2 separate regions of the Homo sapiens genome follow, and region 1 is linked to region 2. A link is a loop called in an ENCODE intact Hi-C map of the cell type or tissue named here. Cell type or tissue: Caco-2. All regions are shown on one strand. Links, peaks and the distances in the headings refer to the core of each region. The heading gives the core; the rest is flanking DNA.

The links. A loop is a pair of places that touch in the nucleus more often than their neighbours do. Peaks named below come from ENCODE experiments on the same cell type or tissue, not always from the same donor. Only the 100,000 strongest peaks of a DNase experiment are listed, where the experiment ranks them.
Region 1: it touches region 2 in a loop (24-fold over the local background); 2 of 110 quality-filtered maps call a loop at or near these places.

What each region holds. Positions count from the first base shown.
Region 1 is chr10:98,851,380-98,866,966 of GRCh38, reverse strand. All of the region lies in intron 3 of HPSE2 (heparanase 2 (inactive)), which reads left to right. Among named protein-coding and RNA genes, the nearest start is that of MIR6507, 65 kb to the left of the region's middle. In Caco-2, for the core only: a CTCF peak has its summit at 8,254 (motif pointing left); no DNase peak of the experiment used is centred there.
Region 2 is chr10:99,238,627-99,254,213 of GRCh38, reverse strand. It overlaps a transcript of HPSE2 not described here. Among named protein-coding and RNA genes, the nearest start is that of HPSE2, 11 kb to the right of the region's middle. In Caco-2, for the core only: CTCF peaks have their summits at 7,101 and 7,302 (motif pointing right); no DNase peak of the experiment used is centred there.

The sequences.
Region 1 (15,587 bases), core at 6,234-11,233, 390 kb after region 2:
TAGTTACCATTTCCAGTACTCTATATTATTTCATGTTGATACAGATTTCTATTTGTTATTATTTTCATTCTGCCTTAAGGACAATCTTTAACATTTCTTATAGTTCAGGTATTCTGGTGATGAATTATTTGTCCTTCTGTCATTTTGAAAATGTTTTTATTTCATCTTCATTTTTTGAAAGATATTTTTACTGGCTATAGCATTCTAGGTTGACAGGTTTTTTCTTGTTGTTGTTTGTTTTATTCTTTAAGTACTTTAAATATGTTGCTCCTGTTGTCTCACTTGCATTGTTTCCAGTGAGGAATCTGAAGTCTTACTTATCTTTGCTCCTCTGTAGGTAATGTGTTTTTCTTCTCTGTCTACATTTAATATTTTCTGTTTATTATTGGTTTTGAGCAATTTAGTTCCTTGGTATAGTTTTCTTTATGTTTCTTATGCTTAGGATGCTTTGAGCTCTTTGAATTTGTGTTTTATGGTTTTCATGAAATTTGGAAAGTTGTCTGCCATAATTTCTTCAAATATATTTTTCTGACCTTTCTTCTCTCTGTTCTAAGACACCAATTATCTCTATGTTAGGCCACTTGAAGTTGTCCCAGAGCTGACTGATGCTCTTTTCATTTTTTTGGATTCTTCTTTCTCAGTGGATTTCATTTTGGATTGTTTCTAATATCACTCCTTCAAGTTCACTAATGTTTTCTCTTGCATTGTCTAATCTACTGTTAAACCTTTGTGTATTTTTTGTCTCACACATTGTAGATTTCATCTCTAGAAATTCAATTTGGATATTTTAAAATATTTTTCTTGTCTCTCTTAGAACATATGGAAGTACAGTATGTCATTCTTTGATAATTCTAACATATCTGTCAGTTCTGAGTTGTTTTGGATTAATTGATTATTTTTCATATCATGAGTCATGTTTTCTTGACTCTTTGCATACTAAGTAATCCTTCATTGAATGAGAGATAATTGTACATTTTGCCTTGTTAAGAAGTACATATTTTTGTATTGTTCTGAGCTATGTTTATGGAGAGTTAAGTTATTTGGAAACAGTTTGATCCTTTCCTGTCTTGCTTATATGATTTGTTAGGAAGGGCTGGAGCAATGTTCAGTCTAGAGCTAATATTCTCCATAACTGAGGCAAGACCTCTCTGAGTACTCCGTCTAATGCCCTATGAATTATGATTTTTTTCAGGCTTACTGGCAGGAATAAGTACTATTTTCAGTCTTGTAGAACACATTATTCCTTATAACTTTCAGATGATTCTCTACCTCTGGTAGTTTCTTCATACTCATGTGCTTATTTGTATTCTGCTACATATTTGAGAACTTTCTGGAGATGTCTAGAGTTATGTCTCCATGCATCCCTTTATTTGCTGTTAGTCTGAATGAAGTGCTTTGGTCTTCCCAGACTCTTACCTCTATCTCCTCAAGTCAAGGAGCTTACTAAGCTCCTTTTCATCTTTTCTGTGTCATGACTTGTAAACTCTCTCAATGCAGAAAACTGAAAAAATTACAGTGCTCAGTTGCTTGGTTGTCATCTCTCAGAGTTCACTGTCCTTTGTTGTCTGATGTTCAGTGTTTTGGAAACCATTATTTCATATATTGAATCTGGTCCTTGTTACTTTATCTTGGCCAGAAGTATAAGTCTCTCATATCTTTTTTCTTTAAACTACATTTAGTGACTTACCAATTTGGAAGTATCTTAGGAATCAGTTAACATACCTTCTAACTTAAAAATCTGTGATTTTATTTTTTTCTATGGCACCTAGATTAAATTCCTCTGGTTGGGAAGAAAGGTTCTCAGCTATAATTTAATTTAAGTCTTAGTTCCTCTCCTAACTAGGAGTATGATTATTGGGTTTCAATTGAGATCATCTCTTAAGAATCTTTTTAATGCCAACATTTTATGCATCTGTCTCTTGTGACAACATTGATAAAAACACTGAACAAAAAGCATGGCTTGACATAATTACATATCATTGCTGCCTGCTAGAATTACCCAAGAGTAAAACTTGCTTTCACATAACCTCTAAGGTGTTGAAGAAGGAAATGGTCTGCAAGCCATATTTCTTTAAATTACTTGGACTTTAGAAAATGAAAATGTCAAAACATTTAAAAATGTTAAATAATATATGTTTGATCAATAATACTGAAAGATTATTCTATACCAAGCCAGCAAAACTTTGCAGGCTTAATCAGACAATGAATGTCAAAGAAAAAAAACCTGGTCATACACATAGCAACTTTCAATGCATAATGCATGGCTTTGACACTGTCATTCTTTAAGGGCAGCTTGTGTTTGTGAGTGTCCTATTAGCTGCTCTAGGAAATGTACCATGTATAGTGTTTCCACTCAGTCCTTGTGTGGACTTAATGAGACTAATGAACTGGATAACTTTATTTAGCCTCTCTCAGTCTCAGTGTCATCTAATAAAATGGGAATAATACTCACTTTAAGGATTATATAAGATAATGAATATAAAGTTCCTTGGCCCATATATTCTCAATAGAAGCAATATAGCCTTCAAGTTGGTGAAAAATTGGTACTTGGTGGAGTGTGTGTGTGAGAAAACTTAGGTATTACAATGGTTCGTTCTCCTCCAAAGGTCACAGTATGAACAGTATAAAATAGATATATAGTATATGTGTAGTATTAAAATTTCATGGAGGACAATTAAGAAAAATAAATATCTATAAGGGGTCCTTGGGGAGATGATAATTTAAAAACGTTGAGAAGCTCTGCCTTAGTCTAATGTTTAGCCATTGCTTATTATTAGCTTATTAGTTTATTAGTCATCTTAAGTTTCCTAGTTCTGGGTTGGTCACTTAGAACCCAGAATGCATTTTCTATGTAAGATTAGTGATGTAAATTAATGATTCCAAACATGTGGACTAGAGGTTTCTGGGAATCTCAGAATTAGAAGACGTTTTTTAATTCATTTACACACAAATCATCAGCTATAGGCTGAATAAATTTTGTTTTGCATAGTACGTGTATATATATATTCATATACGTATATAGTACATATTTTATAATATGTACAACTTCTTGAGTATATTTATGATGATGGTGAATAATAATGAAATTCACTTAAAAGTTTTTGGGTTCACAGCAGCTCTCTTCATTTTGTGTTTTCTCAATTAATAGATTCTAAAAAATCCAACTACCATCATTTGAGAGCTTGAATATAAAATATTTTTCTATTAGCAAAGGCTCATTATACTTCATATAAGGTTTGTAAACACACTTATAAATGACAGTTAGGGGTTTTAGGCCAGTCATTGAAGGAATATTTAACCCATAGGGTAGCTAATCTGTCTTACTAATTGCAGGTAGGCTTGAGCATCTCTGAGACGATCCCTTTCTAAACTTGAAACAGGAGGCTACAGAAGAAGTAGAGGCTGCCTGTAGGTTTCTTCTACTGACTAACCTTCAGTGGCATTGGACAGGGTGGGTAGGAGGAGCCAAGAAATCACAGTGCATGTACATGTGGGTAGTTCACAGGACAAGTTTTCTATCTTTTTATCTATCTATCAAGATATCTATAACTGCTTCCCAATTCCACTCTCTCTCTCACACACAGACACAGACACACAGATACATACAGACACTTTATTTTTTTTTGCCAGGTCTACTCCTGTTTTCTAGGCACTGGAATTACTGACAAGACCTCTCAGAAATAATGTCAGTTATTTGGCACATTGGAATTCCCTAGATTCTATTAAATGCTTTGTAATTTTCTTTTCCAATTTTTTCCAAGGCTTGGGTCTCATTGCCTGTGATTTTTTCTGGGAACCAATGGTCAACAAAAATTTACCCCTTTTCTTCTCTTTTCAACTACTGACATGTTTCATTCCTGGGGGAATCAAGGATTTTCCTTTCCACTTAAAAACTACATTGTTGGCCTTGCACAGTGGCTCACGTCTATAATGCCAGCACTTTGAGAGGCCAAGCCGAGAGGATCACATGAGCCAATGAGTTTGAGACAAGCCTGGGGAAAATAACAAAACCTCATCTCTAATAAAATCTTTTTAAAAAGTAGCCTGGCACAGTGGTACATGCCCACAGTCCCAGCTACTTGGGAGGCTGAGGCAGGAGGATTGCTTGAGCCGGAAGTTCAAGGTTACGGTGAGCTATGATCACACCATGTCCCCCAGCCTGGGTGACAGAGCAAGACCCTATCTTTACAAAAAGAAACAGCAACAACAGCATTGTTTTCACCTCTGGTCCCAAGAGTCCTAATCGCCCCTCCTTAATAGTTGTCTCTTGCCTACTCTACTCTTTTGGGGCTTCATGTACAATTCCGATGTTTTATCCCAAAAGCTTCTATAGGGATTCTTCTCTGCTAAGCCTAGTATATCCTTCCATGATCACTCTCCCAAAAGCATGAGAGAACAGAACTGCAGATTCTAAATTAGTAATCTGATAATAGCCTTAAAAGGGTGACTATTTTGAGTTCATCATCCACATTTCAGTATGAGATTAACAACACCATGAGATAGGACAAGTATTACAAGTGCCACTGTACATATCAGAGAGATTAAATATCAAGTTAAAATCTAATAAGTGGAAGTGTCAGGACTTCAAATGAAATTTTCTGAATCCAAAACTAGGGATTTTTCTGTTTCTAAGGACTGATACTTGGAATATATGAGACCCCCAAGTTCTTACCAATTTGAAGATCATGGATAAAACTCTTTAATTCTCTATTTCTCTCTCTGGAAAAGCTGCCTTTTTTCTTAGGCTCTCATGCTGTGTGCCTGATTCCAGTGCCCCTGAGGCTCAAGATTGCATTAGAGCCAGAGATGGGCTCAACCTATCTCCGCACAATGAGATATCTATCTGAGCTTTGGTTTCAGCGCAGCCAGTACCACTGTTATGGATTAAAACAGAATGATTTCTTGTTGTGTCTGTTAACCAATATTTAACTAACAGCACATACTTTTTGTCAGTCCAAACATGGATTTTTCACCTTGATATTTTACTGGACAACTCACTATTCCTGCAAACGCTAGAGGGCCTATATTTCAAAGATCCACTCCCACCAGCTGATTTTTAAATCATGAGACATCTTGGAGTAATAACTAACAGTTGCCACGTTCTTTACCATTGGTGATACAAGCCTGGTGCAATGTTGAGATGTGGCCCTCAGAGTCCTTTTTCCTGCATCCCCTTTTGAAAGCACCCAGCATCATTATCTTTTGATTGTCCAGTGACCCTGTGGTATGGCTGCCCTCTCATATCTGTCCTCTCCTGCATCCCTGTAGATTCTTTCTTGACCTCATATCTATCAAAATTTATTACACATTATGTCAAAAGGCAAGTATTGAATGCTGCCAAGGCCCTTTCTTGTTCTAGGGATAATTGATGATGTAGAAAATAATAAGTAATAATGAACAAAAATGTGTTACTGAATTAACATGCATTCGGTATAGTTTTCAAGCCAAATTGTGCTGTGTTCTAGAAGTTCTATGGTGGTGCCCTAGGGGTCCCTTGGAGGTGGAAGGATTCTAGAGCTTCATCTTTCCTTGCCTCTCTACCCTCTACTGCTTCAATTACAAGATATTTCATTTCATTGATTTTATATTATAATTTGGACTTCCATATAGGATTTTGTTAAATAAAATATCAGCAAATAAGAAAGACTGGAAGATCACTGCCTTAACCCCAAAGAGAGATGAATGTTGGGGGCTTCTGTTTCTCTGGCTTGATCTTGTATAAACAAGATAATTTCTTCAATTATCCTGTTTGGCTATACTTAAGGCTTGCTTCAGGTAGTTATGTAGATTTGAAAAGAATGTCTTGGTTATGACTCACTTTGAATAGCAAATAAAACCAAGCTCCCTATCAAACATGTTAATATCTTTACCACCTGAGGAATTATCTCCATTAGAATGTTTTGTTTAATATCAGGAGCCAACTGCCTTTGCATTCATTCACTCAGTTATTTGCAGTAGATGCATTTGTGAAGCACCTGCTCTGTATGATGTAATGGATTGTATGTTTCTTGCCCTGAATGAGCTTAAAATTCACATTTTGTTTATGTATGTGCCTAAGGTTGGGAGTGCAACATGTAAATTAGAACACAGAGTAAAATGAACTGAGTACTTTTATAGACAAATAGAGGGCTCATAAAACCATAAATACAATTATTTTGAACTTGTGGGCATGGGGAATCTTGGAAAAAGGCTTTATGAAAAAATTGGCATTTTAATTAGGCCTTAAAAGTTGAAAGGGCTTTCAAAAGTTGCAAAAGAGGTTATAGCCTTGTGGTTAGTAGTTAATAGCATAATATCTGAGATTGTGTTAGATTTCTAGGGTTTATGTCCTAGCTCTAGCACTTACTAGAAGTGTGACTTGGAGCAAGTCTGCGTTTCAGTTTCCCCATCTGTAAATGGGCATATTAATAGTAATTATCTCATTCTGTTGTGTGGATTAAGTAAAGTAATACATGTAAAATGCTTAAAACATGTAGAAAATGCTCAATTTTCTTAACTCATAAATATTAGCCATTTTTATGGTTTTTCTTGTCGGGGAGAGGTATTCCAAACTGACTGAACAGCATGAGCAAAGGTAGAAAGTATGACTTTGAAAAGTATGTTCTGATATTCAAAGCTTCCACAGCTGGAAATGCCACCAGAATTCTCAAAAGAATTCAAGGCATAGACTTTGGAATTCTATTAACACCACAGCACAACCACATTTTAAATGATATTGGCTTTTGCCAGCCAACCTGGGAATGTAATAATATTTTATAAGAAGGATCAATGTATTAGTCAGAGTTCTCCAGGGAAACAGAATAAATAGGGAATATATAGATATATAGTAGTCCCCCCTTATCCATGAGGGATACATTCCAAGACCCCCAAAGGATGCCTGAAACTGTGGATAGTACCAAACCCTAAGACACTATGTTTTTCTCTTATACTTATATACCTATGATAAAGTTTAATTTATAAATTAGGTACAGTAAGAGATTATCAACAATTAATAAAATAGAACAATTATAACAATATATTATAATCATAGGCATATGAATGTGATCTCTCTCTCTCAAAATATCTTACTGTATATAGTAATTTTGGACTGTAATTGACTGAGGGCAACTGAAACCTCAGAAAGTGAAACCTCAGATAAGGCAAGACTACTGTTTATATATAGGAAATTTATCATGGGAATTGACTCATGTGATTATGGAGACTGAGAAGTCCCACAATATGCTTTATGTAAGCTGGTGGTATACTTCAGTCCAAGTCTGAAGGCCTGAAAACCAGAGGTGGCTATGATTAACTTCCAGTCTAATGCTGAAGGCCTGAGAACCTGGAAAGGGAGAAGAGGGTTGGTCTAAGTCCTGAAGTCCAAAGGCCTGAGAACCAGGAACTCCATTGTCCAAGGGCAGGAGAAGATGAATGTCTCACCTCAAGGAGGGGAGAGCATTTCTACTTCTCCACTTTTTATACTATTTGGGCTCTCAAAGGATTAGATGATGCCTGCCCACATATGTGAAAGTGGACTTTCTGCACTCACTTTTCTAATTTAAATGCTAATCTCTTCCAGAAACACCCTCACAGATACACCAAGAAATAATGTTTTATCAGCTATTTGAACATCCCTTAGCCCAGACAAGTTGACACATAATATTAACCATCACAACCAGGAAACTTTTAATGTAAAGGGCCAGATAGTGTATATGTGTGTGTATATTTAAGGCTTTGTGAGTCATATGGTCAAAACTACTCAACTTTGCTGTGATGTGTGAAAGTAGCTGTAGGCAATACATAAACAAATAAGCATGGCGGCATTTCAATAAAACCTTATCAATGGATGTAGAAAATTGAATTTTCTCTATGAAAAACAAAATTTAAAAGTATTAACTTGGCACAGTGAAACGCACCTATGGTCCTAGCTACTCAGGAGGCTGAGGTGGGAGGATTGCTTGAGCCCAGGAGTTGGAGGCTGCAGTGAGCTATGACTGTGCCACTGCACTCCAGCCCGGGCAATAAAGTGAGGTCTCGACTATGAAAACGAAAAACAAACAAAAAAAACACAGATGATAGGCTGGAGTTAGCATGTGGACTATAGTGCTGATTTCTGATTTGTAACATTGTTTCCATGGTGCAATGTATTCTGCATTCTAAATAATTAACTTTGAAATAGAATTAAAATACAACCTGTTGGTAAGGTAGGTAGGGGTTATGTAGCCTCTATTTCTTCTAGCAGCCCCATCTGCTGGTTGGTCTTATCCACAACCACATCGTCGTGAACTTAGATTTCTTGGAAATCATTCCCCTTACAAATGATTTGTAATACCAACTGCCATTTATTAGTAACACTGAGTTTGGGACCCTTCACACAATTCCACAGAGGCTTTTTCAGCAACTTTTAATCTCTAGCTTTTAGCCTCATATACAGGCCCACTGTTCCTTCTCCAAATCTGCTTTACTCTAATGTCCTGGTGAATTATTAATGAAAATTGTGGCATTAAAACCATGGAAGTCAACCTACCAAATATAGGAATGAATTTCCTATTGCCCAATTTGGTTTTCTATTAGTTTCCCTAAACATATTACAGATCTGTAAAGTTGCCAAGGAATCAAAGCTTAATAATCATGCTTCACAGGGGTTTTGTTTTTGTTTAACAGGCTGCTAATTGCCAACACGTATTCTATTTCAAACTATCAAGGTCAAGAGTGGCAGAATTTACAGTTTCTGGGTCATCCTTTGTCTTGATAGTTGGAAAACCAAATTTCATCTTTCAAAGATTGGGATGTGAATAATTAAGACAAATTCATTCACATAGACATTCAACAAGCATTGTTGTAGCATTGGGCAAGCTACTTAAACTTTCTGAGCCTCAGTTAGCTTCTCTATAAGATAGGAAGAATAGCTAGTTTGAAAGATTGTTAAAGATTGAATGAGATAATGTATGATACTTGATAGCTATTGATAGCCATGAATATTATTTGATCGCCATTATTATTTGCCTCTAAGACCAGTGGTTTTCCTTTATAAAATTATATTTTTCTCAAATAAAAATACAGCCCTCACATTTTTTCCTACTCAAAATATTTTGTGAGATTGCATTATGTTTTATGCTTATCACTTGGACATTTTATAATCTAGAAAAGACTCTATGCCTTACAAATGTAAATATTCTACTCTGTATTCCCTGTTTCAGATAATGGATAAATATGCCAAATTAAACTGTCTTCAATCAAGTCCTTGGGTCCCTCCATTATTAGTACTTCATTATTAAAAGTCACATACATTTAATTCTCATCTTTGCTTCTAATTATTAGTATAATTATTTTTCTATTAGAAGACACAACTCCATTGAGATCCATGACACAGTTTTTTTAAAAGTCATTTTATGCCTTGATTTTTGGTGTGTACGTGTTTACCATTCTGTATTTTAAAACCTCATTTTTATGTTGTAAATATTGCACTCATATTAATCTACACTGGGGAATGATTCAAGTTTGTGGTGTTTAATGTTCTCAACCAATAAAGAGATATTTCCAGCTCTAGAAGATCATACTGTTTCTATTCGAACTCACAATTGGAGGACTGGATTGCCTTCACATTATAGTGAGCCATCATCTAGCTTATACAGACATATAAAGGTGTTTTATTTCTTTTATTACGTATAGGTCTGGCTGCAAAGTACAGATAAGAACTCCTGTCTATCTGTGCAAGTAAGGTACCCACAGAGGACTGTGGAGTAAAGTTAATGACCCTAGAATAAATAGGAAGGGCTCATCTTCTTAAGGTAGACAGAAGATCCAAGAGTAAGATGATGAATTAGCCCAAAGACCCCAAAATGGATCTGACTTTACAGATTTAGTCTGCTATCTCCTGAAAGATGATGCCTCTGAGTGACCCTACTAATTCTAACATTTTGTGATTAAGACTTGATGGACATGGACCTGGAGAGAAGAATCAGCTGAGGAGAAGTTAAATGTGAGGAAGTGATAGAGGAGAAAGAAGATATTATCCATATTGTGGAAAAACTAGATTGCCCATCGGGTCACTGAGTGTTGGCCAGATTGCAGCTAATTATTGGCTGTCTTGAACAACAGGGATTCTCATGTGGGAATAATACAAAAATAGTTCCTAACACAATGTTTCTGATTTTTTACTTAACATAATGAATGACTACATGTGGGGTGACTAGGAAACAGTTGAAAAAAATCTCTATTTCTCTTTCATATTTTTGAAAATAATCTTTGTAGTGATAAAACGTACATCACATTTACCATTTTAAACATTTTACAGTCCAGTGGCATTAAGTACATTCAGATTGTTGTACAGCCATCACAGCCATCCATCTTATTCATATTCTGAAAGATTTTTTTTTGCTTATGAAATTCTAGGTTAACAATTCTTTCTTCCAGCATTTATCTTCTGGTTTGCATGGTCCCTAATAAATCTACTATAATTCTTACCTTTGTTTCTTTCTATGTAATGCATTTTTTTCCTCTAGCTGCCTTTAGGAATTTTTATTTCCTTGGTTTTCAGAATGTAAGTTTGAATATATGTCTATGTATTTTTGTTTGCTTGTTTGTTTTAATCTGGTTTAATGTTCTATAAGCTTTCTGAATCCGCTTATTCAGTCACCTACTTTTTGCCTCTGGAACTCTTAACATGTTAATTATAATTGTTTTTAAATCCCTATCTGATGGTTCTCACATCTAGATTATATCTGAGACTTATTTTATTGATTGTTTTGATTCTTGTTAGGGGATTGTTTTTCTTGCTTCTTTGTTTGTCTTAAATTTTTTGGTTGAAAGCCCAACAATTATGTGTAGGACAGTAGAGACTGTGTTAAGTGGTATTTATGTCTGCCGATGGGTGTACCTCTCTTTCTGCTAGGCCTTTAGTATGTATAGATGATGTTTGAGTCAACCTCAGGAGTTTGCATTTTATGGTTTGGATTTTATTGGTAGCTGGGTTTGGATTTTATTGTTGCTATGGTTACCTCATTGCAATGTCAGTGTCAAATTCCTGTATCATTACCTTGTGCTTAGGTAAGGGCTGCATTGCCAGAGGATTTTTCTCAATGTTCCTGTAACATCCTCAGCTTCAGGCATTCCTTGTGAGTCTACACCTGAAAAGAGGGTCTTCCTTCACACTCTTGACTCCTCAGTGGTAGATTGCCACTATTTGTTACTCATTGCTTGCTAGCTTAGTTGGGAAAGGCAAGGGACAGGGGTTCAGCCTATGTTGTTCAGGTTCAGCCTTAGTCTTAGATTGGCATTGTGTCTCTGGGTCTTAGAGGTGGGGCTTTCTCGTCAGTCATTTTTGTTTCATTCTGGTTGACTGGGAATCCTTAATGGTCTGAGCCCAGGACTGCTTCCTGCCCCACCCACAGAGAAGTAGGTATTTTCTGTTTCCTTTTCACGGTTGCAATGGGTTTTCAACTGTGCCCTGAGAGTCATAGGGTATATTTCCTGTCCCCTAGGAGCATGGAGCTTTTGTACCTTAAAGTTAAGAGAGGACAAAAGGATCTGAGCTGGGCTTTGTGCCTTTCCCAGAGTGGTTATTACCACCCTTCCCACCCCCATTTCCAGGCCTGAACCACCAAGGGCAGCTCTCCTTGGTCTTCTGCCTTGTCTCCCTCCTCTCTATCCACAATCCCCACACACCCAATCATTTTAAAGCGTGCCCAGTGAGATTTAGGGATAAGAACCTGTGAGTAAATGCAAAACTCTTTTGTGTGTGAGACTCCCAGGTGTTCTATACACTCATACTAGTCCATACTCCACCTTTTGCAATATGTTGGACCTCTTAGCTGAGTTCTTACCAGCTTGTATGGTGCTTGGCATCACCTGGTCCCATTTTCTGCAAGTGCAGGTATTTCTTCTCTTTTTGGAGGTGCCTGTCTGTAGAATTCATGCTAGTTGGTTGCCCTGAGATTTTTTAACTTTCTCTGACGGGATCTAGATCCTGTAAATTATCTTCTAAATTTTCTTGTCATTAAGGTGACAGTGAAGTTCTTTATAGCTTCCCGTATCCTAAGTAAAGGTCAAAACTCCAGTGAGTTAACATTTGAACTTTTAAAGATGTTGAATGATTAATTTTTTTCCCTTTTTAAGCTTTATTGGTTATTATAGGTAAATATGATGTATAAGAATCCTCAGTGGTTTAAAATACCTTCCTATAAAACTAAATCTACAAGTACAGAGACTTGGTTTTTCTTGCCCATCAGCTAGTAGTGAGTGCCCTCTCTCTTAGTGCCCATGGATCCTGATTTTCATGTTTCTCAATATGTTACTTACATGTTATATGTCCTTTTCTTTTCTCTCTACCAGAATTTCAACTCCTTGAGGGCAGCAGTTTTATCTATTATTCATATTTGTCCTTCCCCGTGTCCCCCTAGCTGTTTATGTGTAGCAGTAGGTACATCCATGTTTGGTGAATGCCAATTAAAGAAATTTATCCTCAATTATAAATCACTGCACTACTAGGTCTTTAGTGTGTCATTTGATTTCCTAAATGAGAAGTTGAAAAGTTATGAGTTGGCCTTGACAAGCAAAGAAATGCTGACCTGTTACAGCTAATGACGTTACAGCTAATGATACATTAAAAAGAAAAACAAAACAAAAACAAAACAGATTTCAGTCTTCTCTGTGTGACCAGCACTTTTAGCAATTCATAATTGAATCTCTTGACCCTTGAGATAATTCTCTCTGCTTGATTACACAGTAAACCATTTCTCATAAAAGAATCATCAACTCATAAAATAGTCATTACGATGCAAAGTGCGTGTGAAACATGCAATATAAGTAAAGTAGCCTAGAGGAAATTAAGAAAAAGAGCAGAGGCCATTTAAGAAATCTTCACTGTTAAACTCTCATTCTTAACTGTAGATCTTCTTTTCCCAGAGTAATGGAAAAGAGGCAACTTTTTTGTTGTATTATTCTAGATCACTTTTCTTAATATTTTTAAAATTATTGAGACATACAAGTATTACTTATTTTCTTGGTACTTCTGATCAGCCTACTTAGAAAAAGACCAGAAGGACGATGAAGAAGATAATAATGTTCCCTTTCACTTGTCTTACACTTTACAGTTTACAAAACAATTTCACGTATCTCATATGTGAGATAGTTGGGACCCTTAGTTCCATTTAACAGATAAGTAACTGAAGCTCAGAGCAAAGTCATGACTGGCTCAAAAGGCCACACAGTTAGTAAGAAGTAGGGTTTGGGTTATCGCTTGTGGCTTAGCATCATACATTTCCTCTTTATAACTGCCTTTTTATAGTTAGGATTCATATATGTATGTTTCAAATATATGCAATAGTACAGTGGGCAGTTGGGATTCATGGGAGTGATACAACTTTTACATTTTCTTGGCCATTTTATTCTAAATCATGCCACCTCACTATGGCAAAACATTTTTCCTAATGATATGTGCGGAAAAGGGACGAGATGAAAAGAAAGGGGAGGTGATAAGGAGACAAGATAAAAAAGGAGAGAAAAAAGAAAATGAGAAAAAAATAAAGATAGGGAACTCTTTTTCTTGCTGTCCACTGTCAATATCAAAGGCAATAATGTTGACTGGGAGAACTGGGATTATAACTGAAATCTCAGGGAGTTTTGTTTGCTGAAGCACTTTCCTTCTCTGGAAAGGAATGAAACAAATTATCTCAATGCCTTCTTTGACTTTATGGCAAAAAAGAGGGAAAACATCTCCTCTTTGTGTTTTCTTTTAAAGCCCCTCACAAATGCTGGAAATTTTTAGTGGAAGTTGTACTATTCCTCCTCATTTAGCTGTGAAAATAGAATGGCTCAGCCTTCCATAAATTGCCTATTGCATAAGAAGTTTTCAAAGAAGATTAATGACAAAGATATTTATGAAAATGTCTCTGTGACATTTGCAACTATTCAGATATGTGGCTTTTGCCATTTGTGTTTAATTTACATTTTAAAACTTTTGTTTTGTAGCTCAGTCAGACAACATAAGGCCCCAAAGAGGGCCTTAAAGCTGTGTAAACAAATAAATAAATGATCCAGTGTAGGTTATATGCATATAGGTGACTTCTTAGCTCTTGTTCAAGAAGGTCAGCAAGCCCCTAGTGGCAGGTGTATATAAGAGCTCATCTTACTTTTCCCAATTTATTTTTTCAGTTTCTTCCTTTAGTTTATACGTTGTTTTTAGAAAAAATATAGGGCTACAAGGTGTGTAGAAAAAAACAAACTAGTTTCCTTCTATTCTCACACCACAACAGTCAATACAAGAAGACTTCTGTTACATATGGGAGACTTCATTGAATAGGCGTGATTGAAGCAGGGACAGCCATGTAGAAATGTAATTGGACAAAAAGAGTATGATCTAATACTAATAGACTGAGTGGGGAAACCCAGCAAGGCCTGTCTGTTCAAATTCTTCTTGGCCTCTGTATAGCATTCTTTTCTCTTGAGTATGGGGCAGGGTTCATTTTGAATTGGGAGTCTTAAGCCAGGTACAGTGATGCACCCCTGGCTACCTGGGAGGCTGAGGCCAGAGGACCACTTGAGCCCAGGAGTTAAAGAGAAGCATAGGCAACATAGTGAGATCCTGTCTTATGACCTATAATCAGACAAGGTAGGTCAGAGAATTCTTTATGGCCAGCTCCAACACAAAAAGCTTGGGGAAGATTTCTGCCTTGGGCAGAAAAGGTAGCAGGTGAAAGGAGGACTGGATAAGGTCAGAGTGAGAGAGATTCTGTTTTCTGAGACCTAAAGTGCCCCAACATTGTAATAAGGGCTATGGGAGTTATCAGCTGGGAAGGATGGATGAAAACCAAACATATATACACACACACACACACACACACACACACACACACACACACACACACACACACATCATAATATACAAGGTTTGCAAAACCTTCCTGTAAAGAGGATTAGTTTTTTAAAGTAAATGAATGTGCGAACTGCTGTAGCTGGACACCGGTAGTGCTGTCTGCAAACAGTCTGACATGAATTCATGATAAATCTTAAATTTGAAAGTCATTTTTAATTTCCCTTCCTGGTTTTCCTCCTAATTACAGTATCTGTTTCTCCCAGCTCTCTTAGAAGACAAAGTAAGGAAGAAGCATTACCAACCTGGTTTTGTCTAGGTAATAAGTGATTTTTATTACTTAGGATACTTAGTTGTAGTGTAAAGAATTCCAGATATAATTGGTATGATCCCATATTGAAACTTTCTTGGAGGTGGAAGTGAGCTTATTTGTATCACAGTTAAAGAAAATACTGGTTTACTGTTTGTCTTAATGACTCAAGAAGTCAACATTCTAGCTAGATTTTAAGAGAAATATGTGTTGGATTAGGGAATTTTTTAAGGAAGATTCCCTCAAAATGCAGAGGAATCTGGGAAAGAAAGAAGACACAGTGGTGAAAAGCCAGGGAGGGACTATAGAGAAGGGATTGTTCTATGTGACAGACATTTGCTCTTTGTAGAAAGAAGAAAAGCAGAAGAATCCAGGAAGTGGCTACAGGAGAAGCAGGTGTTGGTTATGGAACATATTTTCTTGAGGAATGCCTTTCTGGTTTGTGCTGAACAAAAATGTGAAATCTTTTCACTTCATGAAAACCTG
Region 2 (15,587 bases), core at 4,396-9,395:
GGTGTATCTGTACCACATTTTCTTTATCCAGTCTACTGTTAATGAGCACCTAGGTTGATTCCATGTGTTTGCTGTTGTGAATTGTGCTGCCATGAACATGCGAGTGCATATGTCTTTTTGGTAGAATGATTTGTTTTCTCTGGATGTATACCCAGTAACGAGATTGCTGGATTGAATGGTAGTTCTAAGTTATTTGAGAAATCTCCAAATAGCTTTCCATAGTGGCTGAGCTAATTTACATTCTCACCAACAGTGTACAGGCATTCCTTTTTTAAATAATAGCTATTCTGACTGCTGTGAGATGGCAACTCATTGTGGTTTTATTTGCATTTCTCTGATGATTAGTTATGTGGAACACTCTTAAATGCTTGTTGGCTGCCTGTATATCTTCTTTTGAGAAGTGTCTGTTCATGTCTTTTTCCCATTTTTTTAATGAGGTTATTTAGTTTTTGCTTGTTCAGTTGTTTAAGTTCCTTATAGATTCTGGATATTAAGCCTTTGTTGGGTGAGTAGTTTGTGAATATTTTCTCCCATTCTCTAGGTCATCTGTTTACTCTGTTGATAGTTTCTTTTGCTGTGCAGAAGCCATTTAATTTACTTAGATCCCACTTGTCAATTTTTGTTTTTGTTGTAGTTGCTTTTCAGGGCTTAAGTATAAATTATTTCCAAAGGTTGATGTCCAGAATGGTGTTTCCTAGGTTTTCTTCTAGGATTCTTATAAATTGAATTAATTTTTTCATATGGTGAAAGGTAGGGGTCCAGTTTCATTCTTCTGCTTATGACTAGCCAGCTATGCCAGCACCATTTATTGAATAAGGAATCCTTTCCCCATTGCTTTTTTTGTTGTTGTTAACTTTGTCAAAGATCAGATGGCTGTAGGTGTGCAGCTTTGTTTCTGGGTTCTCTATTCTGTTCCATTGGTCTGTGTTTTTATACCAGTACTATGAGTGGTACAGTTTTGGTTGCCATAGCCTTATTAGTATGGTTTGAAGTTAGTTAATGTGATACCACTGGCTTTGTTCTTTTTCCTTAGGATTGCCTTGGCTTTTCAGGTGTTTTTAGGTTCCATATGAATTTTAGTATAGTTTTTTTCTAGTTCTGTGAAAAATGACATTGGTAGTTTGATAGGAATAGCATTGAATTTATAGATTGCTTTGGGCAATATGGCCATTTTTATAATATTGATTCTTCCAATCCATGAACATGGAATGTTTTTCTATTTGTTTGTGTCATCTGTGATTGCTTTTAGCAGTGTTTTGTAGTTCTCCTTGTAGAGATCTTTCACCTCCTTGGTCAGATATGTTTCTAGGTATTTCATTTTTTTTTTTTTTTTTTTTGAGACGGAGTCTCGCTCTGTCGCCCAGGCTGGAGTACAGTGGTGCTATCTTGGCTCACTGCAAGCTCTGCCTCCCAGGTTCATGCCATTCTCCTGCCTCAGCCTCTCGAGTAGCTGGGACTACAGGCGCCCGCCACCACGCCCAGCTAATTTTTTGTATTTTTTAGTAGAGATGGGGTTTCACCGTGTTAGCCAGGATGGTCTCGATCTCCTGACTTCATGATCTACCCACCTCAGCCTCCCAAAGTGCTGGGATTACAGGCGTGAGCCACTGCGCCTGGCCGGTATTTCATTTTTTTGTGGCTATTGTAAAGGGATTGTGTTCTTGATTTGGCTCTTAGATTGAACATTATTGGTGTATAAAAATACTACTGATTTTTGTACATTGATTTTGTATCCTGAAACATTGCCAAAGTCATTTATCCATTCTAGGAGCCTTTTGGTGGAGTCTTTAGGGTTTTCTATGAATAGAATCATATCATCCATAAAGAGAGATAGTTTGACTTCTTTTTTTTCCCCTATTTGGATGACTTTTATTTCTTTCTCTTGGATGATTGCTCTGGGTAACACTTCTTTCTAGTACTATGAAGAATGAGTGCTGAGAATAGGCATCCTTATCTTGTTCCAGTTCTCAAGGGGAATGTTTCCAGTTTTGCCCATTCAGTATGATGTTGGCTGTGGGTTTATCACAGATAGCTCTCATTATTTTGAGGTATGTTCCTTTGATGTCTAGTTTCTTGGGGGTTTCTATCATGAGGGGATGTAAGATTTTATCAAAAGCTTTTTCTGCATCTATTGAGATGATCATATGTTTTTTGTTTGTATGTATGTATGTATGTGTTTCAAGACAAAGTCTCACTCTGTTTCCCAGGCTGGAGTGGTATGATCATGGCCAACTGCAGCCTTGGCCTACTGGGCTTAAGCAGTTCTCCTACCTCAGCCCACTGAGTAGCTGCGACTACAGGCACGTGCCACCATACCTAGCTAATTTTTTTTTTTTTTTTTTTTTTTTTTTGGTAGAGAGAGTATCTCACTATGTTTCCCAGGCTGGTCTCAAACTCTTCGTCTCATGTGATCCTCCTGCCTTGGCTGCTTAAAGTGCTGGAATTACAGATGTGAACCACCATGCCTAGCCAATTGTTTTTAATTCTGCTTGTGTGGTGAATCACATATATTGATTTGCTTATGTTGAACCAAACTTTCATCCTAGAAATCAAGCCTATAAGCCTATGTGATCATGGTGAATTAGCTTATTGAATTAGCTGCTGGATTCGGTTTGCTAGTATTTTGTTGAGGATTTTTGCATCTATGTTCATTAGGGATATTGTCCTGTAGTCTTTTTCGGTTGTGTCTTTGCCAAGTTTTGGTATCAGGTGATGCTGGCTCCATAGAATTAGGGAGGAGTCCCTCCTCCTCGATTTTTTGGAATAGTTTCACTAGAATTGGTACCAGCTGTTCTTTGTATGTCTGGTAGAATTCGGCTGTTAATCTTTCTGGTCTGGGACTTCTTTGTTTTTTGGTAGGTGCTTTATTACTAATTACATTTCTGAACTTGATATTGGTCTGTTCAGGGTTTCAATTTCTTGCTGATTCAATTTTGAGAGATTGTATGATTCCAGGAATTTATTCATTTCCTCTAGGTTTTGTAGTTTGTGGCATAGAAGCATTCATAATAGTCTCTGAGGATCTTTTGTATTTCTGTGAGATTGGTTGTCACTTCTGTCATTTCTGATTTTGCTTATTTGGATATTCTCTATTTTTTCTTTGTTAATCTAGCTAGCAGTCTATTGATCTTGATCCTTTCAAAGAACAAACTTTTGTTTCTGTTGATTCTTTGTCTGGATTTTTGTGTCTCAATTTAGCTCAATTCTGCTCTGATTTTAGTTATTTCTTTTCTTCTGCTAGCTTTGGAGTTCTTGTTTTTCTAGTTCCTTTAGGTGGAATGTCAAATTGTTAATTTAAGATCTTTCTAATTTTTTTGTGGTAGCTATTTAGTGCTATAAACTTTTCTCTTAATATTGCTTTTGATACAACTCAGGGATTTTGCTATGTTGTGTCTTTGTTTTCATTTTTTACTTCAAAGAATTTTTTAAATTCTGTCTTAATTTTGTTGTTCACCCAAAAGTCATTTAGGAGAAAATTGTTTAATTTTTGTGTAATTGTGTGGTTTTGAGAGATCTTCTTGGTATTGATTTCTATTTTTATTCCACTGTGGTCCAGGAGTATGGTTGGTAGGATTTTGAGTTTTTTGAATTTATTGAGACTTGCTTTATGGCCTAGCACGTGGTCGACCTTGCAGTATGTTATGTGTGCAGATGAGAAGAATGTATATTCTGTGGTTGATGAGCAGAGTATTTTGTAGATGTCTACTAGGTATAATTGGTCAAGTGTCATGTTTAAGTCCAGATTCTTTGTTATATTTGTGCCTCAATGATCTAATAGTGACAGGGTGGTGTTGAAGTCCCTCACTATTATTGTGCTGCTAAATCTTTTTGTAGGTCTATTTATTAGTCTATTCTTTTGTTGCTATTAAGAAATATCTGAAACTGGGTAATTTATAAAGAAAAGAGGTTTAGCTGGCTCACAGTTCCATAGACTGTACAGGAAGCATGGTTGGGGAGGCCTCAGGAAATTTTCAATTATGGCAGAAGGGGAAGCAGGCACATCTTACATGGCTGGAGCAGGAGGAAGAGAAATAAAAGGGGAGGTGCTACCCACTTTTTTTTTTTTTTTTTGAGATGGAGTTTTGCTCTTTTGCCCAGGCTAGAGTGCAGTGGCATGATCTCAGCTCACTGTGACCTCCACCTTCCGGTTTCAAGTGATTCTCCTGCCTCAGCCTCCTGAGTAGCTGGGATTACAGGCACCCGCCACCATGCCTGGCTAATTTTTGTATTTTTTAGTAGAGACAGGGTTTCACCATGTTGGCCAGGCTAGTCTCGAACTCCTGACCTCATGATCTGCCTGCCTCAGCTTCCCAAAATGCTAGGATTACAGGCATGAGTCACCACACCTGGCCACTACACACTTTTAAACAACCAGATTTCATGAGAACTCACCCACTATCACAAGAACAGCAAGGGGCAAATCCACCCCCATGATCCAATCATCTCTCACCAGGCCTTTCATCCAAAATTGGGGATTACAATTCAAATTGAGATTTGGGCAGGGACACAAATCCAAATCATATCATTCTGCCCACAATCCCTCCCAAATTTCATGTCCTTCTCACATTGCAAAATATAGTCATCCCTTCTTAACAGTCTCCCAAGTCTTAACTCATTTCAGCATTAATTCAAAAGTCCACAGTCCAAAGTCTCATCTGAGACAAGGCAAGTCTCTTCTGCCTATGAGCCTGTAAAATCAAAAACAAGTTAGTTACTTCCAGTATACAATGGAGGTGCAGACACTGGGTAAATACACCCATTCCAAAAGGGAGAAATCAGCCAAAGAGAGGGGCTGCAGGCCCTATGCAAATCCAAAACACAGAAGGGCAGTCATTAAATCTTAAAGCTCCAAAATAATCTCCTTTGACTCCATGTCTCATATTCAGGGCACACTGATGCAAGGGTTGGGCTCCCAAGGCCTTGAGGAGCTCCACTGCTTTAGCTCTGCAGGGCTCAGCTCCCATGGCTGGTCTCAAGGGCTGGTGTTGAGTGCCTGCAGCTTTCCCAGGCACACTGTACAAGCTGTTGGCGCATCTACCATTCTGGGGTCTGAAGAACAGTGGCCCTCTTTTCACAGTTCCACTAGGAAGTGCCCTAGTGGGGACTCTGTGTGTGGGATCCAACCCCACATTTCCCCTCCACACTATCCTGGTAGAGGTTCTCCATGAGGGCTTCACCCCTGCAGCAGACTTCTGCCTGGACATCCAGGCATTTCCATACATCCTCTGAAATCTAGCTCAAGGTTTCCAAGCCTCAGCTCTTGCCCTCTGAGCATCCGGAGGCTTAACACCACATGAAAACTGCCAAGGCTTATGGTTTGCACCCTCTGGAATAGGAGTCTGAGACCTATCTGGGGCTCTTTTAGCCATGGCTTGAGCTGGAGGGCTGGGATGCAGGGAGCAGCGTCCTGAGGTTGCACAGGGCATTGGGGTCCTGGGTCTGGCCCACAAAACCATTCTTCCCTCCTAGGCCTTGGGGCCTGTGAGGGGAGGGGCTGCCACAAAGGTCTCTGAAATGCCTTTGAGGCATTTTCCCCATTGTCTTTGCTATTAACATTTAGTCCTTTTTACTTAGGCAAATTTCTGTAGCTGGTTTGAATTCTTCCCCTGAAAATGGTTTTTCTTTTGTACCACATGGCCAGGCTGCAAAATTTCCAAACTTTTACACCTCCCTTTTAAATATAAGTTCCAGTTTTACATCATTTTTTTGCTCATGAGTGTGCATAGGCTACTAGAAACAGCCAGGCTACATCTTGAATGCTTTGCTGCTTAGAAACTTCTTCCACTGGATACCCTAAATCATCACTTTCAAGTTTAAAGTTCCACAGATCCCTAGGGCAGTTGCCCAATGCCTCCAACCTCTTTGCTAAAGCATAGAAAAGTGGCCTTTTCTCTAGTTCCCAATAAGTTCCTCCTCTCCATCTGAGACCATCTCAGCCTGGACTTCATTGTCCATATCACTATCAGCATTTTGGTCACAACATTTTAACAAGGCTCTAGGAGGTTTCAAACTTTCCCTCATCTTCCTGTCTGCTTCTGAGCCCTTCAAACTGTTCCAACCTCTGCCCATTATCCAGTTCCAAAGTCACTTCCACATTTTCAGATATCTTTATAGCAGTACCCTGCTCCTGGTACCAATTTTCTGTATTAGTCATTTTCACACTGCTATAAAGAAATACCCCAAACTGGGTAATTTATAAATAAAAGAGGTTTAGTTGGCTCATGGTTCTACAGGCTGTACAGTAAGTATGGCTGAGAAACCTTAGGAAACTTACAATCATGGCAGAAGTGGAAGTAGGCATGTCTTACATGGCTGGAGCCTGGGATAGAGAGAGAAGGGGTAGGTGCTACACACTTAAACAACCCAATCTCATGAGAACTCACTGAGTGTCATGAGAACAGAAAAGGGGAAATCCACCCCCATGGTCCAATCACCTCTCACCAGGCTCTTCCTCCAACATTGGGGATTAGAATTCCACATGAGATTTGGGTGGGGACACAAATCCAAACCATATCACCAACTCTTTACTTTAAGCCTATGGGTGTCATTATGTGTGAGATGTGTGTCTTGAAGAAAGCAGATGGATTGGTCTCATTTTTTAAAAAAATCAAATCACCACTCTGTGTCTTTTAAGTGGGGCATTTAGACCATTTATATTCAAGGTTAATATTGATATGTGAGGTGTTGATCCTATCATGACATTGTTAGCTAGTTGCTTTGTAGTTTCTATTGTGTGGTTGCTTTATAGGATCTATGGGTTATATACTTAAGTGTGTTTTTGCGGTAGCGGGTATCATGTTTTCATTTCCATGTTCAGAACTTCCTTACTTTTAAAAATACATAGTAAAGCTGGAATGAACTTAGGTTTGACAGCAGAACTAATTCTTTTCATGTTGCAGTAAACTGCCTTACTAAGATTGTTTTCCTGGGAAGTGATCTTTACCAAAAGGTTTAAAAATGTCTTATGGAAGTCTTTAAAGGAGATTATATGTTTATCTAATTGGGGAAATTAAGATAGTTTATCTTTGTGAGTCTTAACTGTATAGCATTCTGTGACATTTACAGTGGCGATGGAAGGGTATGTGTGTATGCTTGTGTGTTCTTGATTTTCTTAAATGACATGAAATCTTGTAAGAAAGATACTTCCTACTCTCTAAAACTAGGGTCCTGAACTATATGATTTCTAAGATTTCTTCAAGCCCAAATATACGATTATGGGTATGATTATTTTTGTTTTTGAGAACAGATTGTGAGGTAGTTGGGGGAATTTCAAACATTTCCACCAGCAGATGGCACTCTAGCATTTCTACAGCAGGCAACCCTTAGCTATTACTAAAGTAGAAGCTAGGCAAAACTGGACACATAAAAAGAAAAACAGTATGAAATATTTTAGTAATTATTGTGATGCAAAATTACATATGTATCAAGTAATAGGCTTCTATATATACAAATTGATTTTTTTTTTTTTGAGATGGAGTCTTGCTCTGTTGCCAGGCTGGAGTGCAGTGGTGTGATCTCGGCTCACTGCAACCTCTGCCTCCCTGGTTTGAGCAATCCCCCTGCCTCAGCCTCCTGAGTAGTTGGGACTAAAGGTACGCTCCACCACACCTGGCTAATTTTTTGTATTTTAGTAGAGACGGGGTTTCACCATGTTGGCCAGGATGGTCTCGATCTCCTGACCTCAGGTGACCCGCTTGCCTTGGCCTCCCAAAGTGCTGGGATTACGGGCATGAGCCATCACGCACGGCCACAAATTGATTTTAAGTCATAATCCCTTATTGTGCTCCACAGCACCTTTCACCACATTTTTATTATAGCACTTATCAAATGGATTTGTTAGCCTGTTCATTCTTCCAGGTACACTGTGAGGTTTCCAAGGGCAAGGATATTCTTATTCCTCTTTGGATCTCAAGGTGGCAGGAGGACACAATACCCGGTCCATTGTCAGACCTCAATAAATATTTCTTGTATTTTCCCCCCCATAATTGGTTAAGTATTGCCTTGAATGTAAGAGACTGTTTACGAACATTGGTCCATGAAAAGTCTTTTTGTTTTATTTTCTTTTTCTTTCAACAACTATCTTATAGGCATCAACTCTAATGCATTTGATGTATGTCCTTTGATGTTTTTGTATCCTTGTAAAATATATTGTTTAACATATGTGTTTAATTTGCACTAACATTTTGCTATAGGTATCATTCTGGTTTTGCGTGTTTCTCACCTATCATTGTATTTAAAACCTATTTTATGTACATATGTATGTGTGTACATTTAGTTCATTGCTTCTAACAGTTGTCCTCATTTTACCTATCTATTTCCTTTATGATGGACATCTAGGTGTCTCCAATTCCTCACTATTAAACTCAGCGCTTTACTGACCATCTTCATTCAAATGTTTTAATGGCCTTTTTGCAAATTTTACTACTGGAGTTTATGCCCAGCAGTGGGATTACTGGCTCTTAGGGAATATACATATTTAATTTCACTAAGTATTGCCAGATCAGTCTCCAGAGTGGCCCAATTACTTTATACTTCCATCAGCATGCAAGAAGTTTCCCATTTTTCTACATTCACAATTAGCGTTATTCAGTATTTCAAATTTCCTAATCAGATGGTATAAAGTGAAAATATTTATTGAATGAAAGAATGATCAGTTTGAGAATCTGTTAAAGCTAGTAGGATGTATGGTATTTACTTGCATAATTTTCCCCCTTAGGGGATGGTCCCTCTCTATCTGAACTTTCACTTTCTAAATTAGGTGTAGAATAGATTCCAATAATTTTTTTGAGATATCCCTTAGAATCTGACCTATTTCTCCTCATTACCTGAAACCTAGGAATCAAATAGATTAAATAATGTGGTATCCTTTGTCATCTAAATTTGCTCTCTGAAATTAGAAACCAAATAGAATTGTGTAGTGAGGGATCTGGAATATTCTCAGGCCCTACTCCAAATAAATTATTAAAAAGCTCCTCAGATGATTTTAATGTGCAGCCAGGGGTGAGAATCCCTGACCTAGGCTTGCACGTTATTTTCATTTCTACTTGAAAGGGGAAAAGACTATTTTTAAGTATTTCAGCACAGGAAATACTATTTTATTGTGTGGTCCAGGCTTCAGAAAATCAAAAGAAGAATTTAAAATTTAAGTGTCTGATCAAAATTAAATATACTTCCCAAGAGTCATCAGCATGTCAATATCTCTAGATAATGAAAAGGACTAGAAGTATTAGAAAATTTGGTGACAGGGCTGATAAGGTTTAATATAACTAGTATTGAATTAAGGAAGTTCTTGGATCTGCTTATGTGGGGACAAAACTACTCCAAAGAATTAGGGGTCTAGATGTTAATTCAAGCAGAAGTAAAATATTCTATTGAGTAAGTATGTACTACTAAAGTCTGTCAGCTGATTTTGATTATTGAGTAGTGGAATGAATCAGTGGTAAGCCTTCTGTTATAAACATTTGCTTAACTCTCCTTATAATGAACTAAACATATTAGAGTATTTAAAAAGGTCAAAGTCTCATGCCTGTAGTCACAGCATTTGGGAGGCTAAGGTGGGAGGATTGCTCTAGCCCAAGAGTTTGAGACCAGCCTGGGCAACATGGTGAGACCCTGCCTCTACAAAAAAAAAAAAAAAAAAAAAAATCCAGGCATAGTTCACACCTGTGGTCTCAGCTACACAAGGCTGCTGAAGTGAGAGGGTTGCTTGAGTTTAGGAAGTAGAGACTGCAGTGAGCCATGATCACACCATTGCGCTCCAGCCTGGGTGACAGAGTGAGACCGTGTCTCAAATAATAATAATAATAATAATAATAATAATAATAATAATAAAAGAAATAAAAATAAAAAGGTCAAAGTATGCCATTAGCCTAGAGAACAAAAGAAAATACCGTTGTAGGCCGGGCGTGGTGGCTCACGCTTGTAATCCCAGTACTTTGGGAGGCTGAGGTGGGCGGATCACGAGGTCAGGAGATTGAGACCATCCTGGCTAACATGGTGAAACCCTCTCTCTACTAAAAATACAAAAAATTAGCCGGGCACGGTGGCGGGCGCTTGTAGTCCCAGCTACTCTGGAGGCTGAGGCAGGAAAATGAGCCGAGATAGCACCACTGCAGTCCCGCCTGGGTGACAGAGCGAGACTCTGTCTCAGAAAAAGAGAAAATACAGTCGTAGCTAGTCAGTTTTTTGGAGTTGACAAACACAATTGTATTACAGGCAAATGTTTTATTACAGGTCCATTAATCTCAATGTTTGAGATTAATATTTTATTTTATTTTCGAGACTGAGTCTCTCTCTGTTGCCCAAGCTGGAGTGCAGTGGGGCAATCTCTACTCACTGCAACCTCCACCTCCCAGGTTCAAGCAATTCTCCTGCGTCAGCCTCCTGAGTAGCTGGGATTACAGGTGCTTGCCACCATGCCCAGCTAAGTTTTGTACTTTTAGTAGAGATGGGGTTTTGCCTTGTTGGCCAGGCTGGTCTCAAACTCCCAGCCTCAGGTGATCTGCCTGCCTCAACCTCCCAAAATGCTGGGATTACAGGGAGATTAATATTTTAAATGTATTGAGATAAATATACATGATTTATATACATTGCTTTCTCAGAAATTATCTTTAAGATTGATTAATATGTAATAACTGTGTAAGAAAACAGTACATATAAAAACAACTTATACATACATACATAGTTAATGAAGCTATAGAACATGTGAAAGGCAATCTGATTTTTTACCCCTAGGATATTAAAAGTTCTTGGTATTTTCAATAAGAAACATACTCGAAGTGTAGTCAGTAGAGCTGGCATTAGTTTCAAATTCTTCAAGAAACAACTTGAAAATTTTAACTCTATAATTTTTTTTTTTTTTGAGACAGAGTCTTGCTCTGTCACTGAGGCTGGAGTGCAGTGGTGCAATCTCAGCTCACTGCAACCTCCGCCTCCTGGGTTCAAGCAATTCTCCTGCCTCAGCCTCCCGAGTAGCTGGGACTATAGGCATGTGCCACCACACCCAGCTAATTTTTTTTATTTTTAGTAGAGACAGGGTTTCATGGAGTTAGCCAGGATGGTCTCAATTCCCTGACCTCGTGATCCGCCTGCCTCAGCCTCCTAAAGTGCTGGGATTATAGGCGTGAGCCACTGTGCCCGGACTTAACTCTAATTTTTTACCCAAATTATGAAGATAAAGTCTGTGCTTTTTTATGCTATGAGCATAAAATTAAATAGTATATATGTAAATTATATTTCAAAACCTTAGGTTGTAGGTATATAATTTCCTTGTAACCCATCTGTGCAAATTACACTCATTTCCACAGTGAAACCCAACCAGGAGAAGGACAATGAGTAGCAACTATATGCCAGGTACTAAAGATATTATCTCATTTAATTCTCACAACACATTTGGAGGGAAGTAATCTTATGCCTGTTTTATAGATGGGGAAATTGGGACTCAGCAAGGATAAATAACTTGTTCAACAAAGGTCACATTAGCAGATATTAAATTGGGAATTAGATTTTAATCAGTCTATCAGACTCCAAAGTCCACACTTTTTTCAATATAATATGATGCTTTTCAGGACTTACCTGAATGTATAAATGGCAAAATTGGCAGGGATGGTAAAAGATAGGTTCTTCACTGGGTGTAACTAAGACATGAGTAATTTTAATCTGCTTTTCTGTTAGTTTTCTATCTCTAGCAGTCCCTCAAGTAACTGTCATCCCTACCTCCAAACATGCTAAGGGGTTTCAAACTGAACTTATTAGAGTCAATCACATTTATTATGGTTATGATCTTCCCCAAATAAATGTACTGCTTGATGGCAGTAGTAAGGACAAAGACCAGAGTTTTCTTAATATGATGAGGTGGAGCAATCACAGTTATAAATTATGAAGCCATTGAACACATGAAAGGCAATCTGATTTTTTTCCCAGGGATATTACACATAAAAATTCTCAGGTATTTTCAATAACAAACATCCCCAAAGTGTAGTCAGTAGAGCTGCCAATTATTTTCTCCTTCAGCATTCCATATGGAGAAAGTGTTGTCATCCCTTGCTTCTCCTGGCAGGACAGAGACAGTCCTTGATGGCAAAATAACATACTTTGTAACCAGGGTTCTCTTGTACTGTCCTTTGCCTATTCCTGTTTTCCCTTTCCTAGTAGAAAATCAAAGACATATAAAACCTACTCTAATTTCTTCCTTAAAAGATGCTAATCACAGGCAGAAGAGCCTACATGATTAAAATATGTGGTATAGACTTGTTTGACCACGTTTATTAACACCATATTATATTAGATAGAGTTCACCTTTTGTTTCAGGTTTACCACTAAGTCATTCATGTATAACTTAATTCTTACCATAGTCATTAGTTAAGGGGATGTATTTGTGGCACGTGTGGGAGACAGGAAATAAGAATGAATAAGAAAGCGATAGCACAATTGTATAATTTTTTTTATTTTTTTGAGATAAGGTCTCGTTCTGTTACCCAGGCTAGAGTGCAGTGGCATGATCTCATAGCTCACTGTAGCCTTGAACTCCCGGGCTTTAGTGATTCTTCCCACCTCAATCTCCTGAGTAGGTTGGACTACAGGCATGTGCCACCATACCCGGATAATGTTTTAAACATTTTGTAGAGACAGAGTCTCACTGTGTTGCTCAGGTTGGTCTCAAACTCCTGGGCTCGAGCAATCCTCCCGTCTTAGCCTTCCAAAGTGCTGGGATTAGCATGAGCCACTGTGCCTGATTGATTGTATATTTTAGAATTTATAAAGTACTTTCCCCGTACATAAACTTACTAATTATTGCTTTACTCTTGGATATTATATCAGTTTGACAGATAAGGCAGCTGAGGCTTAGAACCATTAAAAATTTTATCCAAGTTTACAAGACTAGATCTGGTAAAGTCAGGACTTAAACCTAGAGCCTCCAACTCCTGCTCTAAGGTTTTTTTTGTTGTTGTTTTTGTTTTCCCACTATACATTGATAGGTTCTGGAGGGTTATACAATACTTTAGCCACTTGTGTTGACTAAGAACACAAACCTAGGCTTTAGAGTCAGATGGCCCTTGGTTTAATTCTGTGTTGGTACTTATTAATCTGTGTACCATGAGAAAGTTAATATCTAAGTCTCAATTTTTTCATATGTAAACTAGGTATAAGAAGAAGTTTATACAAAACTCTTCTTAGGGTTTTTTTGAGAGCACCATGCTTGAACCATGAGATCTCAATAAATATTAGTCATCATAGTTGGGTATACAGGCAGTAAGTGAGGACACAGTGGACTGGCTGTTATATCTTCATGCTTCCCAGTCCTAGTTACAGTGTAAAGCATTTTTTAAAATTTCTATTAGACAGCTAGGCATAATTCTTACAGAAGGGGAAAATGGGAATAGTGAAAACTAAGCTTTGAATGTTTAGTAGAAGGAAAGGGCAGGCGGCATATAGAATTAATGAGTTTGTGACAGGCTGAAAGTGAGAAAAAGGCATAGGAAAAGTCAAAAGAAATCATTGTAGGCTGGGCGTGGTGGCTCACGCCTGTAATCTCAGCACTTTTGGAAGCCGAGGCGGGCAGATCGCGAGGTCAGGAGGTCAAGACCATCCTGGCTAACACGGTGAAACCCTGTCTCCACTAAAAAATACAAAAAAATTAGCCGGGCATGGTGGCAGGTGCCTGTAGTCCCAGCTACTTGGGAGGCTGAGGCAGGAGAATGGCGTGAACCTGGGAGGCAGAGCTTGCAGTGAGCTGAGATCGCACCACTGCACTCCAGCCTGGGTGACAGAGTGAGACTCTGTCTCGAAAAAAAAAAAAAAAAAAGAAAATCATTGTACTCAAGATGACCATTAGCTGTACATCTTGCAATACTATATGCTACAAAGTAGAATTTGGACATAAACACAGAATAATATCCCAGTAGTCCCATTCACCAGTCCTAGTACCCATGTTGGTTACTGGTATATATTTCCACTTGTCTGAGATGAAATGATAATAATATAGGGATTTTTCTTTTCTTTTTTTCCTTTTCTTTTCTTTTTTTGAGATGGAGTTTTGCTCTTGTCGCCCAGACTGGAGTGCAATGGCATGATCTCGGCTCACTGTAACCTCCACCTCCTGAGTTCAAGTGATTTTCCTGCCTCAGCCTTCTGAGTAGTTGGGATTACAGGCACCCACCACCATGCCCAGCTAAGTTTTGTATTTTTAGTAGAGACTGGGTTTCACTATGTTGGTCAGGCTGGTCTCGAACTCCTGACCTCAGGTGATCCACCCACCTCGACCTCTCAAAGTGCTGGAATTACAGGCGTGAGCCACTGCACCTGGCCGGGATTTTTCATAAAGCTAAATTTACTCAGTTTAAACAACTGCTCTTTATTTTGACATGTCATTTTAGCTTTTGTTCAGATGTTAAAATTTTCCTTTCTTTTGGAAAGTAATAGAGATAAGTAGTTGACAGTTTTTATTAAGGTCCTTACTAGATAATATAAAAAGTTGACAAACGGGGCTGGGCGTGGTGGCTCATGCCTGTAATTCCATCACTTTGGGAGACTGAGGTGGGTGGATTGCCTGAGCTCAAGAGTTTGAGACCAGCCTAGGCAACACGGTGAAGCCCCGTCTCTACTAAAATACAAAAAATTAGCTGCGCGTGGCGATGTGCGCCTGTAGTCCCAGCTACTTGGGAGGCTGAGGCAGGAGAATTGCTTGAACCCCGGAGGTGGAGGTTGCAGTGAGCCGAGATCGTGCCACTGCACTCCAACCTGGGCGACAGAGCGAGACTCTGTCTCAAAAAAAAAAAAAAAAAAAAAAAAAAAAACCTTGACAAACATTATGTCCACTCCTCCCCATTAACTAATATTTATTTTGAAAAAACAAAGTCTAGAAATCACTGAATCAGTTAATCTTCACGTTTTCTTACAGTTCTGGGAACCTGGGCTCTTAGATATCAAAGCAATTTATCTATGAAGACCATTCAGTAGACACTAAGCAGAGCGTTTCCAAGGAGACATCAGTGCATCTAGTTCCTGAGAGTTCATATTTTATTTTTTAATTTTAATTTTACTTTTTATTTTTTTGAGACAGAGTCTTGCTCTTGTCACCCAGGCTGGAGTGCAATGGCTCCATCTTGGCTCACTGCAACCTCCTCCTCCCAGGTTCAAGCAATTCTTCTGTCTCAGCTTCCTGAGTAGCTGGGATTACAAGTGCCCACCACCATGCCCAGCTAATTTTTATATTTTTAGTAGAGACGGGGTTTCACCATGTTGCCAGGTTGGTCTCGAACTCCTTACCTCAGGTGATCCGCCTGCCTTGGCTCCCAAAGTGCTGGGATTACAGATGTGAGCCACTGTGCCTGGCCTGACAGTTCATATTTTATACAGAGGCCCAATACTTGTCTTCTAGGAAGTTACAATCTAAGACAAAACAGAGATGCAGATTGCTGTCACCTAGCACACAGAAGATAGGATAGAAACATCAATCTAATATACTGATTACTAATGAACTACTTACAGCATATTAATAGATAAGAGGCAAGACAAAAACCATGATATGGTATATGTGTGGCAGCTATTTGCAGAGTATCTCTGGAGATCTAAACCCAAACTAAACC